2 separate regions of the Homo sapiens genome follow, and region 2 is linked to region 1. Evidence: chromatin loops called from intact Hi-C (ENCODE). Cell type or tissue: ascending aorta. All regions are shown on one strand. Links, peaks and the distances in the headings refer to the core of each region. The heading gives the core; the rest is flanking DNA.

Region 1 (16,771 bases), core at 3,602-11,601:
TATTGAACTTGAGCACATTAAAATGAAATGTAAGCAATAGGTGATTTTGGCATTTGCCTGGGGTCTCTTCCAATTTGAATAAAGCCAGTATGCCTTCTCTGGAAAATAACAGCTCCAAGCCCGGCTCACTTTATGTGCTTAATTAAAATCTATTTTTGTGGTACAAAAAGGAGCTAAACAATGTAACGTTCCTTCTCTTCAACTATGAAAACAAAGATAGACGAATACTTTCTGCAAAACGGAGCTCTACCTTTTGCACAAAGAGCAGGTAATGCGCTGCTTTTGTTACAGCAGCCTGTCTGCTAATCCGTGATCTGTTTTGTCTGTGAACGGGATTATCATGGTGGTTTATTGAATAAGAGCCAAAAACGACGTTAAGTAAACTGTTTACACGAAGCCACTGGGCTGAAAAATCCAAACTCAGACTCATTTCAGGTTTTAACCACAGTAAACTTTATTATAGTTTCAACCGGACAGTTAAAACCTTTCAGGGCCTGTGCAATTGCTGAATGTGTAAAACACGAGACCACGGCTCTCCGTAGAAATTGGGGAAGTGTAAATATCAAAGTCAGCCTCTGAAGGTTGCCTTTCTCTGCAGCTCTCTGTGGGGCTTTCACTGGGGCCCGGATTTCAGCCAGGCTCCACGGCCAGGCCCCTGTCACTGTCTTTGCCAGTCCTGTAAGTCAAGAGAAGGAGGTTTGGCTGTCCAGTGTGGCAGGGGGCAGGCATGGAGCCTGTCACTAATCCCTAGCCTGATTCCTCGGGGCAGACATCTTTATGTCTCTAGGGGGCTGGCAGGAATACACCTGCCCTCTTCTGACCTCCATGGTGGCCGCCAGTTCGAAAGGGTCAAAATGAGTTTTTTATTAATGTCTACTCATGCCCTTTGTGCATCTTAAATTCTACTCTGGGGCCAGAACATTTCACAAGACGTGCTTTGATCTGTTTGAAAACAGACAAAAGACCAAAAGAATAGAAACATCAACCAAGGAAGCGCAACTTTAACACATTGTTTTGTCTCCTTGTGGACTCTGCAGAGAAAGCCAAATGGAGCGTTCCCGTCTGTGTGCAGCATGTAAACAGAAGTAACTCTAAAGATCACTTCTCCGGGACGTTTTAGTTGACAGATCAGGAAACTGGCACTCAGGAAAATGTTTCTGGACTGTTAGATTTTTTTTTTTCTGAGCTCAACTTTCCCAGAATTGTCTTTTGCAGTCCCTTGGACTACAAAAAAGCTCTGTCCTTTTGACCTCATACCAGTAATCTTTTAACTCCCTTAGTCTTCATTCATTCATTCATTCATTCATCCATTCATTCATTCAAGGTCCATCTAGGTGCCAGACACCGTGTTAGATGTGGGCAATGCAAAATAAGACAGGGCATCCGACCTCAAGGGCTCCCAGGCAAGTTGAGCGACAGGTGGATAAACAGGTAATTATAAAACTGAAAAACACATGGTTAAATAAAGGAATTGAGTCTCCTGGGAAGACAGGTGCCTCTTCTCCAACTCCTTCTCAGCTCTTCCTGCTCTCCTGACATCTAGATGCTGAAGGTCCCACGGACTCAGTCTAGGCCTTCTTTTCTCCTCTGTCTACACTGTTCCCCTGGGTGATCTCCTCCAGGCCCAGAGCTTTGAATAATTCTATACTGATGACTCCGTTTTTCTGTCTCCAACTCTGACTCCTCCCTGGAGCTCTACCTTCTTATAGCCCTCTTCCTGTTTGACTAGATCCATGTGACTGATTAAAAAGACATCTCAAGCTTATATCCAAACTGTAACTCCTGATCTCCGCCTGTCCACAATGCCCACTTCCTTCCCTGGCTTTCCCCATTGGCCCAGTTGTTCTAGGAAACACCCAGGAGGTAGCTTTAACTCCCTTTCCCCCCGACCCACTCCACATCCAGTTTATCAGCCAGTTCTCTGGGTTCCACCTCCAAGTGGATCTGGAGCCACCCTCTGCCCCCGTGGCCCTTGAAAAAAAAAATCCCTCTTCAATTCCTAGCACTTCCTGCCTGCATTCCTACAATAGCAGACCTGTCCTCCACTTCCCATCTGCTTTCAGATGGAACAGCAGAAGAGTGATCTTCTTAACCCTTGGATGATATAACACCACTCCTCCACTTGAAATCCCCCAAAAGGATGAAACTTCCATTTTTGATAGCGTCGGAATAACAGGGACTAGCCTTATGCTCTAGTATGAAATAACTAAAACACTACACAAAGAGTATAAAACAATGGTATACAAAACATTCAACCGAGATTCAAAACAAAGGAAGAGTCCTTCGATTGCCCCAGCTACTGCCCCAAGAGAATTTGTTTTGTTTTTGTTTTTTTGGAGACGGAGTTTCGCTCTTGTTTCCCAGGCTGGAGTGCAATGGTGCGATCTAGACTCACCGCAACCTCCACCTCCCGGATTCAAGCGATTCTCCTGCCTCAGCCTCCCAAGTAGCTGGGATTACAGGCATGTGCCACCACACCCAGCTAATTTTGTATTTTTAGTAGAGACGGGGTTTCTCCATGTTGGTCAGGCTGGTCTCGAACTCCCGACCTCAGGTGATCCGCCCGCCTCAGCCTCCCAAAGTGCTGGGATTACAGGCTCCAGCCACCGCGCCTGGTCTGAAGAGAATTTCTAGGGAAACCAGGCAGGGCTTGGTGGCCTTGTGGAGCTGAGGAGACAATACTAGTAGTCTGGGAGGCCAAGGAAGTCAGAGTTGTGGGATTCAGGGGAGAACGCTGGAGAAGAGAGAGCTGCAAGACAGCTCCTGAGACCTACACAGGGTCCCCTCAAGTCTTGTGCTGAGTGCTGCCCAATGCATATCTGTGAGGAAACAGAGGCCAGGGAAAGAACTACTTGAAAAGATTAGAGGGAACAATTCTTTTTTTTTTTGAGGCGGAGTCTCGCTCTGTTGCTCAGGCTGGAGTGCAGTGGTGCAATCTCGGCTCACTGCAAGCTCTGCCTCCCAGGTTCATGCCATTCTCCTGCCTCAGCCTCCAGAGTAGCTGGGACTACAGGCTCCTGCCATCACGCCCTGCTAATTTTTTGTTTTTTAGTAGAGATGGGGTTTCACCGTGTTAGCCAGGATGGTCTCAATCTCGGGACCTCATGATCCGCCCACCTCGGCCTCCCAAAGTGCTGGGATTACAGGCGTGAGCCACCAGGCCCCGCCCCTAGAGGGAACAATTCTTTAGAATTCACATGAGACTGGGAATCATTCCTGTTTCCACCAGCTGGAGTGGAAGACCTAAAGATGGGCCTCAAATCAAAGACCTTAGCTTTCTTCTTAAATAAACTAGAAAAGAACATGTTAAACTCCAAATAAAAAAATGAAATAATAAAAATAGGGCAAAATCCAATTAGATATGAAACAGAAAACATAGTGGAGAAAATAAATGAGATCAAAGGGTGGTTATGTGAGAAGTTCAATAAATTTAATAAACCTCCAGCCAGACTTATCAACTTTTGGGGTGAAGGGGATGCAAACGAAAGATATTAGAAATGAGAGATCAGTAAAAATGAGACCTCACTAAAAATTATACAGAAAGTAAAAGGATGATAAATGCTTATTGTGAACCACCTTATGGCAATAAATTTGAGAACTTAGAAAAATAGGCAAATTCCCTGAAAAACATATAACTAATGTTTGCTTAAGAAGAGAAAGAGAACCTGAATAGATAATCCTGTATCTATTTTTTAAAGTTGAATTTGTAGTTTAAAACCTTCTAACAAAAAACCCTCCAGCCTCAGGCAGCTTCCCTAGTGAAGTCTCCCAAACATTAATAAGAAATAATACCAGTTAGAATAAACTTTTAAAGAATAGGGAAGAGAAGGAATGCTTCCCAACCCATTTTATGAGGCCAGCATTACTTTGACATCAAATCCAGGCAAAGATATTACAAGAATAAAAAAACCACATACATGCAAATTTTCTAAACAAAATCTTAGCAAATTCAATTCAACAATATATAAAAAGCATAATAAATCATGATCAAGTAGGGATTATTCCAGGCATGTAAGTTTAGTTTAACATTCCAAACAATCAACTAATAGTCTTAAAAAGAAAAAAAAAAAGCAAGATGATCATCTGCAAAGATAGAGAACAAGCACTTGATAAAATACAGCACCCATTCCTGATGAAAACACTCAGCAAACTAAGAATAGAAGAGAGCTTAGCCTGATAAAAGGAATCTATGAAAACCTACAAGCCACACACACTTACACAAGTACATACTTTATGATTTCATTTACATAAGATTCTGGAAAATAGAAACTAATTTACAGGGACATGAAGCAAATCAGTGGTTGCCTGGAGCTGGGGTCAGGTAGGGTTTTGAGTGGGGTTTTGAGGACCATGACAAAACTTTTGGGAATGATGGATATGCTCATTATCTTGATCATGATGATAATTTCACGGGGGTATAATTTGGTGTCATCTCATGGTGTGAGATGATTTGCATGTCTGTCCTCTCCAAATCGCAGGTTGAAATGTGATTCATAATGTTGGAGGTGAGGCCTCGTGGGAGGTGATCGGATCATGGAGGTGGAACCCTCATGAATGGCCTAGCACCATCTCCTGGGTGATGAGTGAGTTCTTACTCAGTTACTACATGTGAGATCTGGTTGTTTAAAGAGTCTGGGACCTCCTCCCTCTCTCTCTTGCTCCCGCTCTCACTGTGTGACATACTGGTTCCCTGTCCCCTTCCGCCATGATTGCAAGCTTCCTGAGGCCCCACCAGAAGCAGATGCCAGCACCATTCTTCATGTAAGGCATGCAGAACTGTGGGCCAAATAAACATGTTTTCTTTATACACTACCCAGCCTAAGGTATTTACTTACAGCAATGCAAGAATAGCCTAACACAATATGTCAAAACATATCAAATTGTGTATTTCAAATATGTTGTTTATTGCATGTCAATTATACCTCCATAAAGCCATTTTTTAAATCCTTCAAAAGTTTAACATTGCTTTTAGAATAAAACTCAAAGTGTCCTCATGGCTCTACATGACCAAGTGCCTACTAATTTTCAAGCTAATCTTCTACCACTCACAAATGGCCCAGAAAAACTGCTGATCAAATGTGCAAAGCTATTTCCTGCCCCAGGTCCTTTGCACTTGCTTCTCTCGCTGCATGGTGTGCTCATTCTCCAGCACCTTATTTAGTTGGCTCTGTCATATTTTCCAAGTCACAGTTCAAATACCAGGTCTTAGAGACCTTTTCTAATCCTTTATATGTTAAATAGATCCCTCCCAGATACTCTTGTCTGCTATTGCCTTATTTATCACTTTTACAGTACTTACACATTCTTTATCTTTTTAGTCCTTTGTTTGCTTGTTTATTCTTTATTTCCCCCAGGAGAATGTAAGCTCCTGGAGGGCAGAAATCCACTCTGTCTCATTCATGCCTCTACCCCTAGGAACCAGCACAGTGTCTGGCATAAAGTACATTCTCAACACATACTTACTTACGAATTAGGGAATGAGAGCAATGAACTGGGAAGAAATTGAAAGAGAATTCATGGAAAAAGTGACATGGAAGCCCAGCTTGGGAAGAATTGATATTAGGAAGGCATAGGGTGAATAGGTGGCCCTTGGCATTGACAGATGCAGGTTCATTCCAGCTTGAGCCTTATAATTATGCAATTCTGGATGAGATATTTTAAATCATCTGTTTCCCTATTTATAAAATAGGGCTGCAAGTAACTATTTTAGAGGGTTACTGTGAGAAACGAATGATGTATATGTAAAGATATGTGTTGCAGTGCCTGGAGTGTGGTAGCGACTCAACAAATGAGTTCTATTTTCTTTCCCAATTTCAGCCAGAAAAACATCAAGGGGAAAATCATGTTTACAAGAAAGGGCATGAAATATGTTATGCACTAAATGTTTGTGTCTTCTCTAAATTCATTTAGTTCCTAACTCCCAGTGCAATGGTATTTGGAGGTGGGGCTTTGGGAAGTGGTTCCATCATGTGGGTCAAACCCTCATGAATGGAGCTAACGTCCTTGTAAAAGAGGACTGAGGGCTGAATGCGGTGGCTCATGCCTGTAATCCCAGCCCTTTGGGAGGTTGAGGTGGGTGGATCACCTGAGGTCAGGAGTTTGAGACCAGCTTAGCCAACATGGCAAAACCCCGTCTCTATTAAAAATACAGAAAAATTAGCCAGGTGTGTTGGTGGGTACCTGTAATCCCAGCTACTTGGGAAGCTGAGGCAAGAGAATTGCTTGGATCTGGGAGGTGGAGGTTTCAGTGAGCCGAGATCATGCCATTGCACTCCAGCCTGGGCAGCAGAGTGAGACTCTATCTCCAAAAAAAAAAAAAGGAGGACTTAGGGAGCTCATTGTCCCCTTCCACCATGTGAGGACACAGTGAGAAGACAGTGGGTCATCTGTGAACAAGGAAGCAGGTCCTCACCAGACACCAAATCACCTGCAGCCTCAATCCTGGACTCCTCAGCCTTCAGAACCGTGGGAAAGAAATGTTTGCTGTTTAAGTTACCCAGTCTATGATACTTTTGTTATAGCAGCTAGAATAGGCTAAGACAACATATTTGGAGGATCATGAGAAAGTTGAAAAATTTAGGATTATAGCTGAGAGAAATGGAAGTCAAAACTGGAAATGCCCCCAAAGCACCAAGCCATTCTGGACTTCAATCTGTGGATCACAGGAAACCATGAAGAATGGGGTGAGGTAGGGAAGAATTAGGCTGGGGTGATCTCAATTATAAGAGTAACTCTAGTAGCTGTGTGACTAAGAAAGTAAAAGGAGGTGAAGCCTGAGGGAGATTGGAAGCAGAGAGAAGAGTCAGAATGATTTCAGTTGTCTAGATTTTAGAGTGATGAAGGGGAGAGCTATAAATTCTGACTAACATCCTAGAACCTCCCCGCCACATGTCTTCTACCTTAGCCATCACCACCTACCTCTCTTAGCATTTCCCAAATAACTCTCAGCATCAAAGCTGAAACTGTGAATTAGGACAGAAAGCTTTTTACCACTGGTAGAAGACAAAATCAAAATAGCAGACCAGGAAAACATTTGAATGGCCAGGAACTTTTGATGTAATTTTTCATACCCAGAGGTTACTGATGACAGCCATGGAGAACTTCCATTCTCTGATTAAGGAGTAAGAGAAAAGAGTGAAATGTTTAAAATCCCCAAGACTACCAAGACACAAAACAAGAGAGTTGGCAGCAGAGACCCAAGGAGTCAAGCCTAGTAAAGAACAAGTGGATAAACTGGTTAATAAAGGACTTAGCATCGGAACATAGAAACCATGGGGTTGAAGGTTGTGAGTCAGGCTTTCCTAGCAACCCTGTTAAACAGGGACATTCCATAACAATGGACTCAACAGAGCGCTGACTAGTAGACCTGGAGGTGGGGTTTCACTATTCAGGAGCAGAGATAGAGAAGCCCTCTTGACAAATAAATACAAATAAGACTTTGCTGGAATTTACTCCCAATAGAACTACTGGGGAGACTGAAATTTTTAAGTTTGAGTTCACGAGACTTGCCCATCAGGGGCTGTGTACGTCTTTCAAGGTGGCATTAGTATTTCTGACCAGCCACCACCAGGAGATCGTTGAACTTACTTGTGCAAGAGCATCAAAAGTGCAGTTTGATAAGAACACCAATGGCCTGGAGGCTGATTTAGTAGGTCTGGAATAGAGCCTGACATCTGAATTTTAAATAAGTCCCTCAGGTTATATTTGATGTACTGCCAGGTTTGAGGACCGCTGATATAGATCATGGCTTTGTCCAAACAGAGAGATTTTACACAGGCATAGAAAACCAAGTGTTAGAGAGTCTAGCCTGATTTTTCTTTACATTTGTAAGGAGAAACATCATACTTAATGCCTGTCTTGCATATATAACTTTAAATATTTGTAGTGACATCGTTTAAATGAAGATCATTAAAAACCTAGGTATACTAAAATCATTGAAGAATTCTTCTTACTTTTCCTTAACTCTTAAAAAATGTGTTATGTGATGCTAGAGTGGAAGTTTTGATTGTGGAACTTGGAGGAGATAGAAAAGATACCCAGGAATGTTCCAGGGGGAGCATTTCCAAAGCTCTTCTCCAAAGAAATGGAAAAATATTTCCTGAGAAAGAAATGTCTTTCTGTTGAAGTTCATTGCCCACCAAGAGGGCACCTGTGGGTGGCGCTTCCTTCTAAACACAAGCCTAGTGAGAGAGGGCGAAATGGTTAACTTTTCGCAGCATGCTTTTCAATTCCAACCACCTCCTCTCCAGAAACCTCAAACTCAGGGCCAACATTCCCCTCTCCTAACCATCCCAGGGCCAGGTCCCAGACATCTGGGGATGGCCCCTACGCCCCAGAGTCCACTGAAATTATTCAAACCACGAAATCCTAAACCTGCTCACCCTACCTAGCCCATTTCCCGACGGAAACCACAAGAAAGGCAGGCTCCTGCCCATATGCCCCCCTGTCCCTCTGCCTCCTGACCAGCCTCAAACCTCCTGACCGGGTTTAAGATGTACTTCCTGTAGGTAGGCAGCACCACGGCCCAGAATCACACAGGGAAAGGCAAAGCGGCGAGTGGCAGCAGTGGCGAGGTCAACATCTAGAAGTGACTGGGCTTCTCCCCAAAGGAAAGGGATCACCTATAGGTCTTAAATAAGAATGCTGTCCTAGAAAAAAATCATGGCACTTGCAGCAACTTGGAGGGAATTGGAGACAATTATTCTAAGTGAAGTACTCTGGAATGGAAAACCAAACATCGTATGTTCTCACTCACAAGTAGGAGCTAAGCTATGGGGATGCAAAGGCATAAGAATGATACAGTGGACTTTGGGTACTTGAGGGCAAGAGTGGGAGGCGGGTGAGGGATAAAAGATTACACTTTGGGTAAAGTGTACCCTGCTCAGGTGATGGGTACACCAAAATCTCAGAAATCACCACTAAAGACCGGGCGCGGTGGCTCATGCCTGTAATCCCAGCACTTTGGGAGGTTGAGGAAGGCGGATTGTCTGAGTTCAGGAGTTCAAGACCAGCCTGGGCAACACAGTGAAACTCCGTCTCTACTAAAATACAAAAAAATTAGCTGGGTGTGGTGGCATGAAGCTGTAGTCCCAGCTACTCAGGAGGCTGAGGCAGGAGAATTGCTTGAACCCAGGAAGCGGAGGTTGCAGTGAGCTGAGATTGCGCCACTGCACTCCAGCCTGGGTGACAGAGCGAGACTCCATTTCCAAAAAAAAAAAAAAAAATTCAAAAAATTAGCTGGGCATGGTGGCGGGCACTTGTAATCCTAGCTACTCAGGAGGCTGAGGCAGGAGAATCGCTTGAACCTGGGAGGCGGAGTTTGCAGTGAGCCGAGATCGTGCCATTACACTCCAGCCCAGGCAACAATGCGAGACTTCATCTCAAAAAAAAAAAAAAAATCAACACTAAAGAACTTATTCATGTAACAACAACAACAACAAAGAATGCTGTCCTAGAGCTATTTTAAATCCTGCACTAGAAGACTGCCTGAAAGAGTTCCACAGAGTAAATGTTGTGCAGAGAGGACAACCAGAAATCCAGGGGCTGAGGGTGTCCCCCAGAGGGACAGCCAAAAGAGACGTCCAGGGTTTGAAGTTAGCAAGGCCCCACAGCAGCAGCATCTCTGCAGAGCCACAGATGCCCTCTTTGGAGCAAGAGCCAGCTTTTGTCCTTCTCAGGACGAGAGCAAAGCCATCTTGTGACAATATCAGTCAAGCGAGAAATCACAGTACTTCTCTCTTCCTCTCTTCCTGTGTTCCAGCCCTGGAAGGAACGAATGCTAAAGTTAGCAGGATGCTGGTAGAGATCAACCAGAAAGAAAGAAAAAGTTGACTACAACCTTCCTCCCAGGCAGCAGGTGGTCGAGTCGACTGAAGCCATTCTTAGAAAAGAGGGTGGGGGGAGGCGGGAAAGACAATGCTAAGTCAGGTTTGGAGTTTTGGTGACTACATGGAATTGGCCATTCTAATAACTGAATTCAGATTAGCATGAGAATCACAGTGCACAACCCTGGGTCTTGCCATTTTCATCCAAAGGCAAGCACAACTTTAAAGGGACGGTGAGAGTTAAAATAAAGATGCTTTCCGATTTCTTCTTACAGGAGTGCATGTTCAATGCATGTGTTATGAGAGTTTGTTCTAAACTTTGTCTTCCCTAAACTCTTTCTCCCTATTCCCTTTAAGGAAAACAAACACAAAACCTTTTTTTTTTTTTTTTTTTTTTTTTTGAGATGGCGTCTTGCTGTGTCGCCCAAGCTGGAGTGCAGTGGCACGATCTTGGCTCACTGCAACCTCCACCTGCTGGGTTCAAGCTATTCTCCTGCCTCAGCCTCCCAAGTAGCCGGGCAGGTGCGCATCACCATGCCCAGCTAATTTCTTGTACTTTTAGTAGAGACGGGGTTTCACCATGCTGGCCAGGCTGGTCTCTAACTCCTGACCTTGTGATCCGCTCACCTCAACCTCCCAAAGTACTGGGATTACAGGCGTGAGCCGCCATGCCCGGTCCTGCCTTTTTTTTTTTTTTTTTTTAACTTACCATCCTCTTCATCTCACAGTGAGAAATCCCTTAGTTTGTAGGGATGACTCTGATTCTAGAGCTGCAATAAGTAAATCAGAAACAAAAACAGAAAAATGCAAAAAATGAAATAAGTCAAAGAGAGAGTGGTTCCAAAGGCAAGGAAGCTGATACTTTCCAAAAATAAGAGTAGATATATTTTAAGTACCTGGGATCTGTTTCAGTTAGGTATGGTAAGACATGCAGACATGGAAAGGAAGACAATTTTATACTCACAGATCCCTAGAAACAAGAGCACTACACTCGACGTAAGACCACAAGGAGAAGTACCAGGGCTGGTCAGGAGGCAGAGGGACAGGGGGGCATGTGGGCAGGAGCCTTCCTTCCTTGTGGTTTCCATCGGGAAATGGGCGAGGTAAGGTGAGCAGGTTTAGGATTTGGTGGTTTGAATAACTTCAGTGAACTCTGGGGCGTAGGGGCCATCCCCAGATGTCTGGGACCTGGCCCGGGGATGGTTAGGAGAGGGGAATATTGGCCCTGAGTCTGAGGTTTCTGGAGAGGAGGTGGTTGGAATTGAAAGGCATGCTGCAGGGAAAATTATATTCTATCTCTAGGGATTGGCAAGTCCTGGAAGGAAGCATCATCCAGGCTCAGCAAGCCACAGATATCAAAGCACCAAAAACCAGAAAATAGACATGGTGAATACAATGGACAACAACATGTAATAATATCAAATGCTGCAAAGAGGACCAAGGAATAAAAAATAGGTATTGTATTTGCCAGGCAAGTAGCTGACGTGAGCCCTTTTAGGAAGTAATTCGGGCAGGGTGGTCAGGGCAGAGAGGATTAAGAAGTGGGTGAATAGTGTCTAAGATGAAACCACCGCCTTGTAAAGATATCTGCGTCCCATGTTCCTTACAGCATTATTACAATAGCCAAGATATGAAAACAATCTAAGATTCCATTGACAGGTGAATGGATCAAGAAAATGTGGTATATATAGATATATATGCAATGGAACATTTTTCAGCCTTTAAAGAAGAGACCCTGCCATTTGCCACAACATGGATGGACCTAGAGAACATTATGCTAAGTGAAATAAGCCAGACACAGAAAGAAAGATATTGCATGATCTCACTTGTACATGGAATCTTTCAAAGAAAAAAAAGAGGTCAGCCGGGCGCTGCGGCTCATGCTTGTAATCTTAGCGCTTTGGGAGGCCTAGGAGGGCGGATCACCTGAGCTCAGGAGTTCAAGACCAGCCTGAGCAACACGGTGAAACCCTGTTTCTACTAAAACACAAAAAAAAATTACCTGGGCCTGGCAGCGTGTGCCTGTAGTCCCAGCTACTCGGGAGGCTGAGGCAGGTGAATTGCTTGAATCCGGAAGGCAGAGATTGCAGTGAGCCAAGATCACAGCACTGCACTCTAGCCTGGGCAACACAGAGAGACTCCAACTCCAAAAAAAAAAAAAAAAAAAAACAGGGGCGGGGAGGAGAGGGAGAAAATGGGGAGATGAGGGTCAAAGGACAAAAGTAGTAGATACGTAGCATGAACTAGCCTAGATATGTAATGTACATCAAGAGGACTACGGTTAATAACACCGTATTGTTGTTAGGGCTTTTTGTAAAATAAATAGATTCTACTTGCTCTTACTACAAAAATAAAAGTAATTAAGTGAGATGTTAGATATGTTAATTTGCTTCACTCTAGTAACCATTTTACAATCTCTATATATCCCATAACATCATGTTGTAAACCTCAAATATACACAGTAATTTTTCTTTTTCTTTTTTTTTTTTTGAGACAAGAGTTTCACTCTTGTTGCCCAGGCTGGAGTGCAATGGCGCGATCTTGGCTCACCACTACCTCCGCCTCCCAGGTTCAAGCAATTCTCCTGCCTCAGCCTCCTGAGTAGCTGGGATTACAGGCATGTGCCACCACACCCAGCTAATTTTGTATTTTTAATAGAGACGGGGTTTCTCCATGTTGGTCAGGCTGGTTTTGAACTCCCAACCTCAGGTGATCTGCTGGTCTCGGCCTTCCAAAGTGCTGGGATTACAGGCGTAAGCCACCGCGCCCGGCCACACAGTAAATTTTTTTTTTTTTTTTTTGAGTCTTTGTCACCCAGGCTGGAGTGCAGTGGCGCGATCTTGGCTCACTGCAACCTCCACCTCCCGTGTTCGAGCAATCCTCTGCCTCACCCTCCCAAGTAGCTAGGATTACAGGCACCCGCCAACACACCCGGCTAATTTTTTTGTATTTTTGGTAGAGATGGGGGTTTCACCATCTTGGCCAGGCCGGTCTTGAACTCCTGACCTCGTGATCCACCCGCCTTGGCCTCCCAAAGTGCGGGATTTTAGGCGTGAGCCACCGCGCCCGGCCAGTAAAATTTATTTAAGAAACAAACTGTCTGATAATGTAGCATCCTCTGCAGATGTATGAAAACAAAAGACAAACAGCAGCACTACAGTATGATAGTAGGATAAGAGAAAAGTTATTTTGCTTTGTTAGATTTGTTTTTGTTTTAGTAGACAAGAGATATGACTATGCTTGCAGGCAGAAAAGAAGAAACTAAGAAAGATAGAGTTATAAGAGGTTGGACTGAAATTCTCAGAGACTTCGACCAGTTTTGATTTCTAACAATGTACAAGTACACGTAAGGCCTTGTGCTTATCCAACCTCACTTTGCATTCAAGTGTGTGAGTCAAGATTGGAATCAGCTGCCCCATGCACAGTGCAATGACACTACACAGAGCACAGCAGGCTTCCTTGAGGGCTTTTTATCAGGGGACTGTCCTCATTGGAAGTGTCTGGTTTTCTGCAAGCTTGGGTACAGAAGACAAAATAGACAAGAGAAAAGACCTAGATTTTCTTCTGATGTGAGACGGATACATCATTGTGTTTCTCCCTTATTTCCATATGGATAATATGTTTCTGCAGGTCAGGCTCTCTGTAAACACATACAGCGTAAAAGTCGATCAAAATTTGCTTAGAGCAACCATAACGAGTTGGCCAAACCATACTGGTTTAATTAAGAGAGCCCTCTTCAAAAACAGCTACTCCAGGTCAGGTGTGGTGGCTCACACCTGTAATCTCAGCACTTTGGGAGGCCGAGGCCAGTGGATCACCTGAGGTCAAGAGCTTGAGACCAGCCTGGCCAACATGGTGAAACCCCATCTCTAATAAAAATACAAAAATTAGCTGGGAGTAGTGGCTCGCGCCTGTAGTCCCAGCTACTCGGGAGGCTGAGGCAGAAGAATGGCTTGAACCTGGGATGGGGAGGTTGCAGTGAGCCAAGATCGCACCACTGTACTCTAGCCTGGGCACAGAGCAAGATTGTCTCAAAAAATTAAGCCCTAAAATAAAGAAACAAACAAAAAACAGATTTTTTTGTTTGTTTCCAAAAAAACAAACAGCTACTCCAACAGATTCACTTCTTAGAGAACAGACGCTAATGAATCTCCTAAAGCCAAATTGCATTTGATATGTATGCCCTCACCAGGTAGTTCTGCTGCATGATACTTTCTTTAAAAATAGAAAATCACCTCTCAATAGATGCATTAATTCAGCTGGTATAGGTGAGAATCACATCTTATCTGTTCAATCAGCCATCCCATAAGGATTCATTATCTCCACTCCATCGAGAAATCATACTAAGCCTGAGGAACGAGACAATAAAAAAGTTCCTTTTGAATACGCTTCTAGAATATACCAAGTTATTGCGTTTAAATCTCTGTGAGCATGATCATGAATGCCATTATGTCCATTTGATAGAGGCAAAAACTGTGATTCAGAGCATTTATGTCATGCACAAGAAGGCACAGTGCTGGAACAGAGCAGAGAGTGAGGGAAAACTTGGGATTCACAGGCTCATTGATGGCAACAGACCAGGAGACCAAACCTAAGATACTCTTCCTCATAGGTTTCCCAAGAGAAGGATGTATGCGCAAAGCACTGGCAGATGGGCTGTAAGCTTAATTCCTGATGCTGAGTTCTCTGCTCTACCCTGCTGGAGCATGATACTGAGGCTAGTTTACATGGAGTGAAAGAGGAGAATAGAGCCAGAGAGAGCCCAGACAGCCAGGGAAGAGCATATATTTGTTATATTTGCCATGAATAACCAGTACTAGCTTGGCCTAATTTCCAATGAGCTCCTGGCCACATCCATGTGGGCATGTAGGGGATAAGAATGCAAAGAGAAGGGTACCCCTCCCACACCTTCAGGTGCTAAGCTTACTGCTCCAGCTGCATAGGAGGAAGGAAGGAACAGGGTAATGCACACACACACGCACACATATGTAAACACACACATAAACACACATGCACATGTGTACACATGCACGTGTGTATGCACACAAACGTGCATGCATGCACATGAGCACACACACACACATAGACACATGCACATACACACACACACACGTACACACACTCACCTGTAAACTTGGACCTTTTAACACATGGCTTACCTGTCAACCTAGCCCCTAGTATCTGTCATCTGAAATATATTAAGATTTTGTTCTCTTGGGAAGTGTTAGGTGGAGAATAAAAGGGCTGTTTCCCTCCTCAGCAATGTTAAAACCAGGACAGCAAGACAGGCCCTCTGAATCAGATCCTGGACTTTTTATACCAGGAAGACAAAAAGAAGTATAATGCAGGGCCCCTGTCCTCAATAACTTAACAATTAGGAGAGGAAACAATGCAATCAAAAACAGAACATAGCAGAAGGAGCCCAAGTCAGTAACACAGACAAGCAGTTTGGAAGAAGAGGAGCTCACTTTGAATTTGGCTAATTGAGAAGGCCAGCGGGAAGAGACAAGGTTTATACTCATGTCTGTCTCGGACCAACCAGCACAGTTTCCATCCACCCAATGCAGGGCCCATCTTCTGAAAAATGGAAGTGACTATTGTGGCCCATTTCCCACCCTGAATTCTGCGTTGCTGGAACTCTAGGAGAGAACACCCCTTTCTCAGGAAGCCGGAATATTCACAGCAGTAAGACTCTAAGTTGGAAGGAACTTTCCCTCCTGGAAAAAAATAACCATGACAGAGTTTGGCACAGAATTGGGGCCAAAGCGCTAAACATTCAGAGCCCTAATCATTTGCAGGCATTTTAGGAACCGTCCTGTGTGCTGGAGGATCCTCAGGAAGTAAACAGGGAGAGGATCTTTCTCCTCACAGGGGCCTCTTCACCCTGTTCTCATTTGCCCTGACTAATCATCTTGGTAGGTGTTGGGTCAGAGTCAACAAGGAATCTGACTAAGGTCATTTACTTGCTTTGTTTACACTGCTAATTTTATCACTGCTTGAAAGGCTAATGGTGTTATTTCTACTTTAACTGTGATAAATGTCCAGCTACAGCAGGGCTGGGGCAAGTTACAGACCAATACAGCAAATCCAAAGCTTTTTGGTGCAAAAAAATTAATATTTTCCAATTCCCCATTTTTTCCAGAATCCTTTACTTGATGATGATAAGCAGTCCTTCTAGCCTAGTGCTTCTCATATTATAGCTTCTGGATAATTGATATCAGAATCCCTAAGAGAAATGGAGTGTAAGTCCCAAGAATCTGCCTGTGAACACTTATGTCTGGTTGTTCTTGTGCTTGTTGAAGTTTGAGAGCTTGGGATATACTATCTCCAAGGATGATGCTGAGAGCTGCTGGAGAAATGAAGGTTCGAAGTAATGACTTAAAGGCCAGTTGTCAAGTACATTTCAAAGCCTTCTGTTCCTGCCTTAGACTTCCAAGGACATTTGCGCTTTTAATAAACTGTGTGATTGAACTGGCAGTGTTCATCAAGTCTTAATGTATATGCAAGTCGTCTGGGAATCTTGTTCAAATAGAGATGGGAATCTTGTTCAAATGGAGATTCTTTTTTGTTGTTGTTGTTGTTGAGACAGAGTCTCGCTCTGTCGCCCAGGCTGGAGTGCAGTGGCATGATCTCGGCTCACTGCAAGCTCTGCCTCCCGGGTTCACACCATTCTCCTGCCACAGCCTCCCGATTAGCTGGGACTACAGGCCACCACGCCCGGCTATTTTTTTTTTTTTGTATTTTTAGTAGAGACAGGGTTTCACTGTGTTAGCCAGGATGGTCTCGATCTCCTGACTCGTGATCCACCCGCCTCGGCCTCCCAAAGTGCTGGGATTATAGGCATGAGCCAACACGTCCGGCCTTTTTCTTTTCTTGAGATGGGGTCACGCTCTGTTGCCCAGGCCGGAGTGAAGTAGTACGATCTCCACTCACTGCAACCTCCGCTT
Region 2 (16,771 bases), core at 1-8,000, 94 kb before region 1:
TCCCAGTAACATATCATATTTGTCACCTTTAATGTCCCTTAATGTCTTTGTGTCTTGTCTTTCTAATTTAGCTATGACTCCACTAGTAAAAATCATATGACTCATGTCCAAGTCCACATTTAGCAAAATTTCTAAAGCTTTGTTAGTGTGCAAGGCAATGAATATGAAATGAGGTCTGCATTCTTTATTTGGATTAAGTTTAAAGCTTTTCAAAGAACACCATCTGAAAATGTCACAGCATGACAAAGCAGCCATCCCTATAGGAGTCTACCCACAGAGTGCAGGACTCCAGGATAAAATACATTCTTTACCTTGCTGTCTTGTAACCACTCATTGCCACTTGCACGCTGGCCCCAGCAATTTTATACATGAATGAAATAAGGTAAAAATTAACAAGCAAATTCACAACAAGATTAATTTCAGATGGAAAATAATCTAGAGGAGAAAGCTAAAATGTGCTGATTAATATAGGATAGAATGAATCAAGGGTCAATAACTTTTGGCCTGGGAGCCACGTTTGACCTATTTTTGTAAATAAAGTTTTATTGGAACATAACCATGCACATTCATTTACGTATTGTCTATACAACTGCTTTCCCATTACAAAGACAGAGTGGAGTAGTTGCAACAGCCTAAAATGTTTACTATCTGTCCCTTTACAGAAAAAGTTTGCCCATCCCTGGGGTAAGCGATTGTTGGTTTCTACCCAGAATCCATTCCTCGCTTTCTCTTTCCTAACAAGATCCTGATTTATCTATGTTCGATCTCTCCCCCATACATCTCAGGTGTTTCAAGAGGTGATCACTGTCCCCCATCGGTGGGGGTGAGCCTGACCTGTCCAATGGGGGTCCCGTCAAGCTCCCCACATTAACTGGAACAGGAGCTTGGGTCTCAGCCGCTCAGCACAAGGAAACCCTCCCAATCACAGAGATTCTTTCAAAAATGGTTATGGGACCCAATTTGAATCATATGAGGAAAAGATTGCTCAAGGTTTCTGGGAAATAAGCTTCTCTGCTTTTAATAGAGGCCCACTGGAAGAAGCACTCTCTCGTCTCCTGGGTGGTGTGTGTGGTACCCTAGCCATGTTGCCACCAGGAGAAAACGTAGCCATCACAGAGAAGGGTACAGCTAAGAGAAATGCAGAGAAATAGATCTGGAATCCAGCTTTAGCTCACCTTGGAAGCTGCCTTATTTCTGGATTTCCAATTATTTGAGACAATTAATTTAATTACTCAAGCTAGTGTGAGTATTGGGTTTTCTGTTATTTGCAACATAATAATTTTTAACCAATAGACATATTTTCACTCCATTTACCTAGTGTCATAGGATGTTGTGTTAATCTTATTTATTTGTAGGCCTAAAAATGTCTTTATGTCTGGACAGAATTACCTTCCATTTCTTTCTACCAATATCTCTTGGTAGCTGCCTCTTAGAGTTACTGCTCGGCATTTTCTTAAAGAAGGAGACAGAATCCCTCAAAATTCGTGGTGGTCACTATTCTTTGTGATGCCTTTTGGTATCCTTTACTCTGTCATAGTTCTTGCTACTACTATTTCTTGATTAGAGGGTAGAAAATCTCTGTGTGATATTTCATTGCAATTCTTCATTAGCTTTCTATTTTTTGTCCTCACAACTATCCAACAATCTTAATAAGGTTTATAAGACCCTCCACGCTCTGTCCTCTGTCTGGTGCCCTGGCCTCATCCTGGACCATTGTGTCCTGCTCACTCTACTCTTGAATGCACCACTTTTTCTATTAGTTTCTCTAAGGAGCCATATTCTTTTGTGTCTCCAAACTGTTCTCTGCCTGATATGCTTCTTTCCCCATTTTCACCTATATCATTCTTGTTCATCCTTCAAATCTCAACCCAATGGTTGTTTCCTCAAAGATGGCTTGACTGATCGCCAAGACTGGTTTAGCTCCCCCTGTTACCTGCTCCCATCCACCACAGACTTCCCATTTCACAGCCCTCTAACTTACAGCCACTTATTCAAAATCTATATTCATAGTAGACGGCGAGCTCCAGGGAGGCTGAGACCAGGACATTTTTTTTTTTGGCTCACCGCTAGGTCCCAAGTCCTCAGCATTGTACCTGGCACAGAGCTGGTCCTCAATGCATAGAACTCCTGACTACATACATAGTTTTGACCATTTTTAAAGTTACAGAAAACACCAATGTTTAAATGCAGAGTACACTTCTGGTGACTCATGTCTACTGACTTGAAGAGAATGTTGGATAAACACTAATAAATTCTTATTCTCTGACTCTGTTTTCTAGAAAACATGCAGAACATCAGCTTTAAAATCTGACAACCATTTCTGTCTTAAAATATAGCAGGATCTCAGACAGGCCCTCAGAATGTACTATCTCGAACTTCTGAGCTTCTACAGAGTACATTTTAATAATTTCAGTCTTCTGATGGGAAAACCGAGATTGAAGAGGATAAGTAATTTAACTTGCTAATGACGTGTAAATCTTAAGCTGCAGACATCACCATCACAGATCACCCAGGTTGATTTTGAAACCTAGAGAGTAACTTCTCCCCAAGTAGACATGGGTGAAGATTTTGTGGCCACTTAGGTCACCGTGATTCCAGGTGTACATTCTGTCTGTCTCTGTGTTTGTGTGTGTGTTTGTGTGTGTGTACACATGCTGCTATGGCCAAAACTGTGTCCCCCAAAATTCATATGTTGAGGCTCTAATTCCCAATGTTATAGTATTTAGAGAGGGGGCCTTTGAGAAGTAATTAGGTACAGATGAGTTCCTCAGGATGGGTTCTAATAATGGAGTCAGTGCCCTTACAAGAAGAGATATTAGACAGCTCTCCTTCTTTCTCTGAAATGTGAAGGCAAAGTAAGCAGGCTGCTATCTGCAAGCCAGGAAGAGAGCCCTCACCAGAACCTAACCCTGCTGGCACCCTGATCGCAAACTTACAGCCTCCAGAATGGTGAGACAATAAATTTCTGTTGCTTATGCCATCCAGTCTACAGTATTTTGTTATGGCAACCCAAGCTTACAAAGACACCTAAAGTGAATGAAGTCTGTGTCTCATCTCCAAAATATCTCTTAAATTTCTTAGATCCTTTATCCACTTTCATTGTTTCCACTGGAATCCAATCTTCCATCATCTCTCCTGGACAGCTATATACATGTTAACCTTCCTCTTAATTGGATTCTCACATGGCAGCCAGAGAGCTATAAATCTGATATTGTTTAACCACATGCTTAAATCATTTCAAAAAACTTCTCATCACTCTTAGGAAAAAAAAAAATTCCTGATAAAGTTATCAAATATGTGGACCAAATTCTGGAATAAAAATCAAGACTTAAGAAGTCTTGATTTTTATTTAAGTCAAGACTTAAAAATGGTTGAATGCATTCAGAAAACAGCATCACTCATTTTTATATCAACTAATTTCATAAGATGTTTGAGTGGAAAGTTTTACAAAAGACTGTAAATTTCATTGATGAGAGAGGTACAGTGGCTGCCTCAGTTTTAGTCTAAGCTGCTTTAACCCCCAGAGCTCATATGTATCAGGACATGCTCCTGTGGGTCAACCAGATGTCAGTTTTCCTGAAGACAGGAGAAGCTTGTTGAGTTAGAGGTCATTTAAAGGAAAAGAAGAAACAGGAAAATAGGCTCCTTTCATTAATTTTTTTTAAAGGTACTAAGTCAGGACAGGGCCTGGAGGAGCAGGGTCATTCTGAGTTTAGCAGTTTGTCTGTCACTCAGCCAAACCAGGTATGCCATCAGTCCTGTATTCAAGTCTTTTTTTGAATAGGGGAACAATAAATGAAAAGAGGATGAGCCAGTTCAGTATAATCTCTTGAGAAAATGGAGCACAGAGAGTCACAGATCAGGTCACTGCCAACAGAGGGTAACTCAAAAGAGGGCTAGACCTTCCCTCCACTTCTTTCTTTCTTTTTCTTTTTTTTTTTCTTTGACGGAGTCTTGCTCTGTTGCCAGGCTGGAGTGCAGTGGTGTGATCTCAAGCGATTCCCCTGCCTCAGCCTCCCGAGTAGCTGGGACTACAGGCGCACGCCACCAACCCCGGCTAATTTTTTGTATTTTAGGAGAGACGGGGTTTCACCATGTTGGCCAGGATGGCCTCAATCTCCTGACCTCGTGATCCGCCCACCTTGGCCTCCCAAAGTGCTGGGATTACAGGCGTGAGCCACAGCGTGCAGCCTCCTCCACTTCTTTCTACACCTTAGGCAGCACTAGTACTTTGACAAGGGGGACAGTGGTGCTTGGCAGGAGATGCTTGTGCACGGTAGGGTGGTAGGCACTACCATGTAATAGTAACATCCAGCAGATGATAGGCAGAGGATAGTGGAACACCGTGGGGGATATAAGTGCCTGGTAGCAATAGATCTGGGGCTGGAAAGAAGAGGGAAAAGGAAAGGCAAGCTCCAGGTGGCAACTGATCAGTTAGCTCATGTATGAAAACATGGGAGAGACACCACCATAACATAGTCGGAGTGGATTTTCTGGGATCTGAAGCCTTATTGATGAAAAGATGACAGGAAGAAAGGAAGGGTTGAATATCAGCTCTTTTTTTTTTTTTTTTTTTTTGAGACAGAGTCTTGCTCTGTCACCCAGGCTAGAGTGCAGTGGCGCAATCTTGGCTCTCTGCAATCTCCGCCTCTCAGGTTCAAGCAATTCCCTGCCTCAACCTCCCGAGTAGCTGGGATTACAGGCGCCCGCCACCACGCCCAGCTAGTTTTTGTATTTATAGTAGAGACAGGGTTTCACCATCTTGGCCAGGCTGGTCTTGAACACCTGACCTCATGATCCACCCGCCTCGGCCTCCCAAAGTGCTGGAATTACAGGCAAATATAAGTTCTTAAAAAAAGGTTTTCACTTTTGGTGCAGCTAATGAAACAATCGTATGCATGGTGATGGGGATCATGTTAAGAGATTAAAACGTGAACGTGGAATATGGAAAATTCCTCCCTTCCCCTTAAAAATCAAATGTTTCCTTATAATATTGATGTCATTAGTGTGTGATGCTTTAATAAAATAATTTTAATAATATAATTAAATTATTTAAATGCAATAGGCAATAATACAATCTGGGGAAGGGGGACTTGTAATTGGAGTGAGGAGTGACAAGAGTGGGTAAATCGGACAGAACAAACTCGAGGAGATGTTTATAAATCCCGAGGGAAGTAAAGAGAAGCTGAGTTTCCAGGGAGAAGCATGGGTGAGAAGCCCAGAAACACAAGTTGAGTGCTGGATTGTGCTGTGCCGGCTCTGAAATTGTAACTAAGATGACAGTGGCAAACAATATGGAACAGCCATGCCTTCCTTTAGGTGGATTTGTGAGAAAGGAGTTTTACAGCAATGTCTAATATAACTTGGTTGCCTAAATATTGTATCAACTATTAGTAACACTGAACTCTGTTCAACATTCTTGGAAAATTTTCATTCACATAATAGAAAGACAAGCTGTGACATGGGTGATATGCCAACGCAGTAAACCCCATCGGATCTGAGAGCCTCAACTTCATTTGGGCAGGGGATAGTCTTTGAAAAATTAGACAGGGATTTGGTGATGTACAAATTCAAGTGATGTGACAGATTTATGTGACTTATAATGATTCGTGGTTTTGAAATGTAACATGAAATGCCAGACTGTGAGTGTCTGGAGACCACCAGCATCGAAAAGGCCTCTCTATAATAGCTGCCGCATTATTTATGTTAAGTCCGGTTTTGCACATTGAACAGTTTTGTTTTCAAAGTGAAGGCCAAGATCCTCGATTTCTAAACCAGAATGCTACACTGACCCCAGAGACATTTGCTTTCTTAACACACCCAGCCTTCACTGACTCGACGGTTGAATTTGGGCAGAAGAACACCACACACACTGTTTGCTTGCAGTTGTTTGACTTTATTTTATTTACAAATCATAAGCACATTTGGGCTGCTGAGCACTTCTCTCACTGAAGGCTCTTGCCAGCCCAGAGCAGATGGAGACACAAATCAGGCCCTGTCTCCCTTCCTCTGCACATGGCCACACAGAGGGTTTTGTGTCTCGGGTCCCTTTGTGTCCTGTAGATATTTGCTCCCTTCCCGAATGTGCATGAGGCTTCAGAGGGACCAACATCCTCCACTTCGGGGCCAGAAGTAGAGTAACTCATGGCCATGGAGGAATTCGTGCCAGATGTGGCTTCTCTTCCCTTTAGCTCCTCGATTATTCCTGGAATATCAGCCCATTCAAGTGTCATGCATTTTAATGTTTGATCATTTCCAACTTACCACTTAAAATGTGTACTTGTCTTTCTTGGGAGGTATAAGTATTTTACCCATAGTGGATATTCCAGGGCTTTGATTTGCTTTAATGACATTGGTCAAAAATAGAAAATCTTATATGGTGAGTTTTCTTTTTTCCTACTTTAGATTTTTCTTTTTAAGTCAATTTTATTAAGGCATAATTTACATACAATAAAATGTACCACATTTATAGTGTACAGTTTGATGAGTTTTGAAAAATATATAGACCCATGAAACTACTATCACAAGATCTATAATATTTCCCTATCCCTTGAAGGCAACCACTGGTCTCTGTTGCCACTATTGAGTAGATTTATCTTTTCTAGGTATGCTATAAATGGATTCATAAAGTGTATATTCTTTGTGTCTGACTCTTTCATTGCATATAATGTCTTTGAGTTTCATCCATGTGTTTTCATTTATCAGCTATTCCTCTTAATTGTGAGATAGTATTCTATTGTATGAATATAGCATAATTTATTTATTCTTTCACCTGTGAATGGGTCTTTGGATTGTTTACTGTTTGGGGTTATTATGGATAAAGCTGCTAAGCACATTTGTGAACAAGTTTTTTTTTTTAATGGACTTTTTCATCTCCCTTGGGTAAATGCCTAAGAGCAGGTTCATATGGTGTTTGTACATGTAACTTTGGAAGAAACTCCAAACAGATTTGCAAAATGGTTCTGCCATTTGGCACTCCCTCCAACCACGTGTGTGTTTCAGTTGTACCATATGTTCGCCAAAACCTGTTTAGTAAATTGGAAGCCAGATGTTTTAAAACATTAAAGTTTGTATATAAACAATTGACTCCTCCTTAATATTGGATTGCTGTCAATTTCTACCTCTAGGTTTGTACCTAGTAAATACTATGGATGCATTTTTTAAAATAAATACTTTGTTAATTACATTTGATATATCTTATATCGTTTCTCGTTGTGGGAACTCTGAAAGCACCATACATCCTAGTCTCTGACTTACTGACTTTAGTTCTTCTACAGGCTTGGTGTGGCCTCAAGTTTCCTGGTATATATATCCAAGTGCACAGAGAACAGTGGCTAAAACATAGTAGGTTCTCCATAATAATTTGTTGAATAAATGAATGACTGAATATTCTGAAAACTTCTACCTTGAAGTGTGTCATATTGTTGTAAAGAACAACAATTGTATAATTATCTGAAATGCCTTGTCTGACAAATTCAACCATTTGGAACAAGAACCAGGAAGAAAAAGAAATAAACAAAAAAAACCCAGAAATTAAAAAAAAAATTAAAACAACATCAGATGTAGCCAAAATAGATACCATATTTTCTTATACTTCAATTGTAGGTGACTCATCAGTCTCCCAGTTTATAGCTAATTTACTCTAGAATTTTGTATTATCTTCAAAAAGCAGTTTGGGGGAGGGGAATAAGTGATATTTGAACAACAGTAAGCCTTCCAAACTATGAACATGACAAATACCTCCATTTATTTAGGTCATATTTTTATCAATGTCTTGTAGTTTACAGAGATCTTGTGTACCTTTCATTAAATGTATGACTACAGTTTTATTGTGAATAGTATTTTTAAAATTCAGTTACCATTTGTTCATTGTTGTTTTACAGACCAACAATGGATTTTTGTATACTGACCATGTATCTTACAAACATGAGTTTATTTAATTGTTCTTGTATTTTTCATAGATTCCTTTGGATTTACTATATATACAAGTATGTTATCTGAAAATAAAGACAGTCTTACATCCCCATTTCCAATGTTTGTATCTTTTATTTCTTATGTTATTGCACTGAGTAGGACCTCAAACCTAAAGTTTAATGGAAGTAGTAAATGTGAACATCCTCACTCTGCTACCGATCATAGGGGAAACGCATTTGGTATTTCACCATTAAATATAATATTAGCCACATGTTTCTCTTGTGTGCTGTTTATCAAATTGGAGGAGTTCCCTTCTATTCCTAATTTGCTGAGAACTTTTATCATAAATGGATGTTGAGCTTTGCCAAATGCTATTTCTCCATCGATTGACATGACCATTTGATTTTCTTCATTTGGTTAATGTAGTGGATGACATGGATTGATTTCTTACATTTTTTTATTTCAATAGCTTTAAAGGTACGAGTGGTTTTTGGTTACATGGATGAATTGTATAGTGGTAAAGTCGGGGCTTCCAGTGTACCCATCACCTGAGTAGTGTACCTTGTACCCAATAGATAATTTTGCATCCCTCATCCCCCTTACACCCCCTCTTCTGAGTCTGCAACGTCCATTATACCACTGTGTATGTCTTTGCATAGCCATAGCTTGGCTCCCAGTTGTAAGTAGAACATGTGGTATTTGGTTTTCTGCTCCTGAGCTGCTTCACTTAGGATACTGACCTCCAGTTCCATTCAAGTTGCTGCAAAAGACATTATTTCACCTTTTTTGTGGCTGAGTAGTATTCTACGGTGTGTGTGTGTGTGTGTGTGTGTGTGTGCACATACTGAGCCATATATATGATATATATCAATCTAAATGTCCATCAACTGATGAGTGGATAGAGAAAATGTGTGTGTGTTTATGTGTATATATACATACATATACACTCACATATATACTTTATATATACATTATATATTATACAATATATATACATACACAGAATTTTCTTTATCCACTCATCAGTTGGATGGGCATTTAGGTTGATTCCATATTTTTATGACTGTGAATTGTGCTGTGATAAATATACGCATGCAAGTGACCTTTTGACATAATGACTTATTTTCCTTTGGTTAGGTATTCAGTAGTGGGATTGCTGGATTGAATGGTAGATCTACTTTTAGTTCTTTGAGAAATCCCCATACTGTTTTCCATAGAGGTTGTACTAATTTACATTCCCACTAGCAGTGAGTAAGTGTTTTTTTTCCAATCCATCTGTGCCAACATCTACTGTTTTTGACTTTTAATCATGGCCACCCTGCCTAGAGGGAGGTGGTATCTCATTGTGGTTTTAATTTGCATTTCCCTGATGATTAGTGATGAGCATTTTTCCCTATATCCGCTAGCTATTTGTATATCTTCTTTTGAGAAATGTCTGCTAATGTCATTTTCCTACTTTTTAATGGGATTATTGGTTTTTTTTCTTGCTGATTTGTTTGAATATCTTGCTTGGATATTAGTCCTTTGTCAGATGTATAGTTTGTGAATATTATCTCCCATTCTGTAGGTGTCTATTTCTTTGTTGATTATTTCTTTTGCTGTCCAAAGCTTTTTAGTTTAATTAGGTCCCATTTATTTATTTTTGGTTTTTTGTATTTGCTTTGGGGGTCTTAGTCATAAATTATTTGCCTAGGCCAATGTCCAGAAGAGTTTTTCTTAAATTTTATTCTAGAATGTTTGTGGTTTCAGGACCTAGACTTAAGTCTTTAATCCATTTTGAGTTAATTTTTGCATTTGGTGAAATACAGGGATTCAGTTTTATTCTTCCATGTGTGGCTATCCAAATTTCCCAGCACTATTTATTGAATAGGGCGTCATTTTCCCAGTGTCTGTTTTTGTCTGCTTTGTCAAAGATCAGTTGGTTTTATGTATTTGGCTTTATTTCTGGATTCTCTATTGTGTTCCATTGATCTATGTGTCTACTTTTATAGCAGCACCATGCTATTTTGGTTACTATAATGTTGTGGTATAATTTGAAGTTGGGTAATGTGATGCCTCCAGATTTATTATTTTTGCTTAGGATTGCTTGGTTATTTGGGCTCCTTTTTTTCCATATGAACTTTAGAATTTTTTCTAATTCTGTGAAAAATGACATTGGTATTTTGATAGAAACTGCATTAAATCTGTAGGTTTCTTGGAGCAGTATGGTCATTTTCACAGTATTGATTCTTCTAGTTCATAAGCATGGGATGTTTTTCCATTTGTTTGTGTCATGTATGACTTCTTTCTTCAGTGTTACACAGTTTTTTTTTGTTTTTTTTTTTTTTTGTAGAGATCTTTCACCTTCCTGGTTATGTATATTCCTAGGTTTTTATTTTTTATTTTTGCAGCTATTGTAACTGACATCAACTTCTTGATTTGATTCTCAGGTTGGTTGTTATTGGTGTATAGTGGTGCTACCGATTTGTGTAAACTTGTTTTGTAACCTGAGACTTTACTGAATTTATTTATCAAACCTAGGAGTCTTTTGGAGGAGTCTTTAGGATTTTCTAGATATAAGATTCTATCATCAGCAAACAGAGATAGTTTGATTTTTTCTTTTCCGATTTGGTTGCCCTTTATTTTTTTTCTCTTGCTCAATTGCTCTGGCTAGGACTTCCAGTACTATGTTGAATAAAAGTAGTGAAAGCGGAAATCTTTGTCTTATTCCGATTCTTAGGGGAAATGCTTTTTAACTTTTTCCCATTCAGTATAATGTTAACTGTGTGTTTGTCATATATGGCTTTTATTATTTTGACATATGTTCCTCCTATGGTTAATTTGTTGAGGGTTTTTATCATAAGGTGATGATGGATTTTATCAAATTCTTTTCCTGTATCTGTTGAGATGATCATAATGTTTTCGGGTTTTTTTCTGTTTATGTAGTGAATCACATTTATTGACTTGTGAATGCTGAACCATTCTTGCATCCCTGGGATGAAAACCACTTTATCATGGTGAATTTTCTTTTTGATGTGCTCTTGGACTCAGTTTGCTAGTATTTTATTGAAGATTTTTGTTTCTGTGTTCATCAAGGATGTTGGTCTGTAGTTTTCTTTCTTTTTTTGTTGTTGTTATATCCTTTTCTGGCTTTGGTATCAGGGTGATACTGGCTTCATAGAATGAGTTAGGGAGGATTCCCTCCTTCTTGATCTTTTGAAATAGTTTCAGTAGGATTGGTGCCAATTCTTCTTTGAATGTCTGGTAGAATTCATCTGTGCTACTATTGCTAGTATCCCCGTGAAGACTTTTAAATTAATTCTACAAAGAGAAACGTTTTAAATACAAAACAATTTACTATTGATGAAAGTCAAATTCCACTGGCAAATGGAAACTTCTCTAACTTAGGCTGTTTGACCATATGTGGCATTTTTCTGTTATACAAATAACTGTGTATATGTATATACAAACACATTTGAAAATGATAAACAAAGGCAAATCAACATTTTCAATGACATTTCTACCATGTTGCATCTGTCAGAAAAACACTGACATATTACACTAGATATCTATCTTGTCAATGCCCTAATGGCGTTAGTTTTGAAACCTGAGACTTTACTGAATTTATTTATCAAACCTAGGAGTCTTTTATTTATCAAACCTAGGAGTCTTTTATAAAATCACCTCTTAACATTAACCTATTGCTGGTGGATATTGTCATACATTTTGTGACAAGCAATGTTGTGATGTTGAATATTTTTTTTAACATCTAATATTCTAGATGGCTAGACATCATTGAATATACCTAATGCTTAGAACCAGTTTTGTTTGCAAAAAGCAATATAAGAACTTAACTCTGTTCATTGGATCATTGGACTCAATTTTTAGTTTGTGGTATATGTAATATAAAATGTTCTTATGATATAGTATCTAGTACGATACATTATCTCCACATATATAGATATATGGATTGATTTTTTGATGTTACACCTTTATATGCCTTGGATAAGTTGTAATTGCCCAAGATATATCAATCTTTCTATACATTGCCAAATTTTATTTGCTAATATTTTGGTAAAAATTTTATGTCTATGTTTATGAAAGATATTGGTCTGTAATAATTTTTTCTTGTAATGCCCCTGCCTGGTTTTGTTTCCAGGGTGATACTTACGAAATAAATTGGAAAGCAAGCAGTCCTCCTCTAGTTTCTGAAATCATCTATGTTGAATTGATATTCAAAATCCTAGCTATCTAGGATTTTGGTTTTCTTCATAGGTAAGTATTTAATTACACAATTTGTAAAAGATAAATTACTATTAGATTTGCTTTTAATTATTGTGTTAGTTATAGTAAGTTGTTTTCACAAAAAAGTTGACCATTCTATCTAAGTTGTCAAATTTAATAGCTTATTTTTTCATTATTCTTATGTTTCATTCTTTATGCCTGTAGGATTTTATGCCTGTAGGATACATTTTATGTCTGTAGGATTTGTAGTGGTGTCTGTTTTCTTACGTTTGTATTTAGGTATTCTTTTCTACTTGACCAGTCTTGTCAGGGAGTCATCAATTTAATTAATCTTTTCAAAGAATCAAACTTGGGTTTGCTAATTTTTCTGTTGTTTTTTTTTTTAAATCAGTCTTCTGTTTCAACTTCTCCTGTTATCTTTATTATATTCTTCCTTCTGCTTGTTTTAGGCTTAATATGCTCTTTTCTTTCTGGTTCTTCAAAGTAAGAGTATAGAGAACTGATTTTAAGTCTTTCTCCTTTTCTTATACAATAGTTAAAGCTAGTTTTCTGTGTATATACTAATTTAAGAATCTCAAGAATACATTGTGCTATCATTATCATTCATTCAAAATATTTTCTGATTTCTCTTGTAACTTTTCCTTTTCGACTCATGGATTACATAAAATTACTTATTTAATTTTCAAATGATTTTTCCAGGTATTATTCCTTTATTTATCTTTTTTTGTTTCCTTTTCTTTTTTTTTTTTTTTTCTTACTGCAGGCTTGAACCTCAGGCCTCAAGCAGTCCTTCCTTCTCTGCTTCCTGAGTAGCTAAGATTAAAGGCATGAGTGAATGCTGGCTATTTTGTTTTGTTGTGTAACAATGAGGACCTCATTATGTTGCCCAGGTCCTGCCTTGGCCTCCCAAAGCAGTGGGACTACAGGTGTTTGCCACCATGCCCAGCCTTCTTTATTAGTTTCTAATTTACTTCCATTGTTGTCAGAGAGCATATCAATGACATCAATCCTCTTGAACGTATTGGTACTTGCTTTATAACTCAGCATATAGTCTATCTCACGAAATATTCCACAGTATAGTAAGAAGAACGTATATTCTGATTTTAGGGTAGACTTCTACAAATGTCAATTAAGTGAATTTGGTTAAACTTATTTCAATCTTCTATACTCACATTGATACGTTTGTGTATTCACATCCTTCAATTACTGAGAGAAGAATGTTAAAGTCCCCACCTATAATAGTGGATTTTTCTGTTTGCCCTTTTAGAAAAGTTTCACGTCATTTTTTTAAAGCAAGGTGTTTAGGTGCATAAACATTTAGAATTTTTATGTCTTCTTCATGAATTGGTACAGCTGTTTTAGAAATAAGAAAACTCAGACTCAAGTTAAATACATTTTCAGTAGGTTGGAATGAACTTAGTAACTGGTTCTCTCTAGGGGGATATATAATCATCAAGGGGATAAAAAGAAGACAATACATTTTGAAATCAAATTGCCTCAGACTTTTCTCAGACAACTCACTGATTAGTAGAGAAAGAATGCTTATGGTTGGTTAACAAACTAGAAGGTAAAAACTAGTCTATTACATTGAGCAAAATTACAAAATCTGACTTATCTGATGGTTTATTCTTCACTCTAGGGCACTGGGAAAAGGCCATACTTAAGAAAGGTGATAGAATTTGGTTTGGCTTTTAGGTCATCCTATGTTATCTGAAGTCTTAATTCTGAAGTACTCTTGTTCATTTGAAATAAAAAACTGTTTTGCATTTCTGAATGAAAAAAGCCATAAGCAGTATCAGTCCACTCTAAAACATCAAATGATAGCAAATAACTAGCTAAGACATAATTTAGCCTTATCAAAGTCTTCAAGTTGATTGTGCTTTGATTGTGTTTCCAAAGTTTCTTCTTAAAAGAATGTGCCTGATTAAAGCCACACTTGACATGGATGTTGTTTCCAGAAATCTACATTGATATTTACATAAACACAAGAATGTACAAGTATGAAGTGCATTACACGCTAGGTTGGAAGTGAAATATACGATAGCCAGAAAATATTAGTATTCACTCAGGTGGGAGATATGGGAGTCTTGGGAGTTTCAACATAAAACATTTTAAAAACCAACGTAAATTTCAATGTTGCTGCAGCCAGGCAAGATCTGCCATTGTTAATTATGGGAAGAATGCTTAAGTATGTTAGAAAACAGCCTCATTTGTAAAACACACCAGTGTCTCTACTTTTCTGTCTTCTCTCTGACAGCATTCTTGTGAACTCTTTGTTAACCTATGCCACATTTATCGTTCTGCTCAAAGAGAAGAAATATCAAGGAAAAAAAAAGTGTGTTGAAACATTGCCCAGCCCAGATGAAGAAGTAGAGAAGAATACTATTTCGACAAATTTGAGGGGAAGACAGAGAAAAACAATCTCTGCAAAGAGAGTGGAGGAAGGAAATGCTATTGGCACTGTCAGGAAATATGGCCAAGTAGGAAAGAGAGTGGTAGAAAGAGTTCAAAAGGTAGATTAAGAATATTTTATGACCTATTCCTCCACTGTTCTCAAGTTCCCAGAAATGGCAGAAATCATATTCACAATGAGTTCAGACTCATACTAAGAGAAAATACAATGCGCTGATGGTGGAGACCTGAAAACTCTTTGGAAGATGAATAGAGGATAAACAAGGAAAACCATAGGCAAAAAAAGAGGAGCGGGAGAGAGCAGCTGCCAAAAGATAGAAGCACTCCAGGTGCTCCCTCACCGTAATTACTCATTAGTAAGTATTAGGAGCAGGAGGGACTCTGGAGTAGATGGGACACGCTGGGTGGAATTCTGGTTTTCTGGGCAATGAGACAGGTTGACTATCCTACCCAACACCAATGTCTGCTTGCTAGATAGAGCAGAAGCGCAGGCACTTGGTCTAAATAAAGCGCAATGGGAGTAACTCTGGGACACGTGGGACACCTGAGGGGGAAGGGAGCCCACACTCTCGGGAAGCACACTGGCTCACCTCTCTTGAGACTCATCACCCCAGGTGCTAAGGACACGCTGCAGGGTGCCCAGCCTGGTAGTAGCCTTTCCTCTCTGGCAAATGCTCAAGGGAAGTGGTGGGTAACGACAATATTGTCATAAATAGACTCACAGGAAATCATTCGCATACAGTTAAACAGAGCCAAGCACCCGGCCCATGAAAGGGAGGTACCAAATCCAGCAAATGGTTGAAGAAACAGGAAATTAAGCATGCCAGGACTTTAAAATAGATATTTCTAATATCATCAGTGAGAGGCAAGAAGAGATTTCATTTGTTTAAAAAGTATCCAAAGATCTTCAAAATTTAAGTATTTCTTAACGATAAAAACTCAAAAGAGAGAGTGAATGGACAAAGCTCAAAGTGAACCAGAAGAACAAACCAAAAGTTTTACAGCAACTTACTAAACAACAAATCAAAGGAAAAAAAAGTTAATGTAGTAATGGTAGGAGAGTTTTGTGGCATTTTTTGCCTCGTCCTTGCCCCACGTACTCCCCTCTCGGCGGCAGCCTTGAAGATAGCAGCTCGTGTTTCCAGCATGGAACTCTGATCCCTGGTTATGGAGCGAAAAGAGCAAACCTTATTTAAAAATTAAATTGTGGGTATATTCTAACCTGTCTAGAGGCCACCGGAAAGACTGACTGAATAAATAATTGTTGGTATATATAAACAATGGAGTATTCTTCAGTCTTTAAAAGGAATGTAGTACTAATACCTACTACAATATGAAGGAATCTCAAAAACATTATGTTAGTGAAAGAAGCCAAACAAAAAGGTCATATATTGTATGATGCCATTTATATGAAATATTCAAAATAAGTAAATCCAGAGAAATAAAAAGCCAATTATTGGTTGCCAGTGGCTGAGGGGAGGGGGAATTGGGAAAAATTGCTTGATTGGTATGGGGGTTTATTTTAAAATGAAAATGGTTAAGGACAAGATAAAAGTGGTGCTTACACAACATTATAAATGCACTAGATGCTGTGGACTTATCACATTAAAATGGTAAATTTTATGTTATGTCAATTTCATCTCAAGGGTTTTTTTTCTTATTATTGCAAACACTGCAGGTGCAGAAAATGTATTTTCAACTATAGCCTATACCTGATTTTTCTGTCCTATACATGAAAGACAAAGTAAAATGCTGTGTGAAATATGAAACTGTTCTTTTTAAACCAAAGAGAGGAAGAGATGAGAGAAGGAGGGAAGGAGAGAAATACAACACAAAAGAGAAGGGGTTGAGGTCAGGAGGGAAGGCAGCAGGGAGGTCTAGATGGTACAAACCAGCACATTTTAACCTCAAGGTGGTTAGAACTAAGCAAATATTCTAACTTAGATAGAATTACGCCTTCTTTAATGATTCCTCAGAAATAGGAAACATTACACACATAACTGGGGTGACTTAACCAAATAGAGCTTGTCACTAGTCATGTCATCTAAAACTTACCTCAAAACTTTTCCTACACTGCACTCTTTCCAAAACTCAGCCAAAGAAAATAGTCTGGAACATTGAAGTTCCCCATTACATGATCTGGTCTTTTTCAGATGTTTAAACTACAAAAGTGAAAAGCTCATTCATTATTTGATATCTGTCCAGTTCTACCAATATACGT

The links. Hi-C counts contacts between places; a loop is a spot of excess contacts. Peaks named below come from ENCODE experiments on the same cell type or tissue, not always from the same donor. Only the 100,000 strongest peaks of a DNase experiment are listed, where the experiment ranks them.
Region 2: a loop joins it to region 1, with 12 times the contacts of the local background. A loop is called at or near these places in 2 of 110 quality-filtered maps.

What each region holds. Positions count from the first base shown.
Region 1 is chr17:12,405,778-12,422,548 of GRCh38, reverse strand. No RefSeq gene overlaps it. Among named protein-coding and RNA genes, the nearest start is that of LINC00670, 140 kb to the left of the region's middle. In ascending aorta, for the core only: no CTCF peak of the experiment used is centred there; a DNase peak (open chromatin) is centred at 7,278; H3K27ac peaks cover 955 bases.
Region 2 is chr17:12,496,258-12,513,028 of GRCh38, reverse strand. No RefSeq gene overlaps it. Among named protein-coding and RNA genes, the nearest start is that of LINC00670, 45 kb to the left of the region's middle. In ascending aorta, for the core only: no CTCF peak of the experiment used is centred there; no DNase peak of the experiment used is centred there; H3K27ac peaks cover 1,166 bases.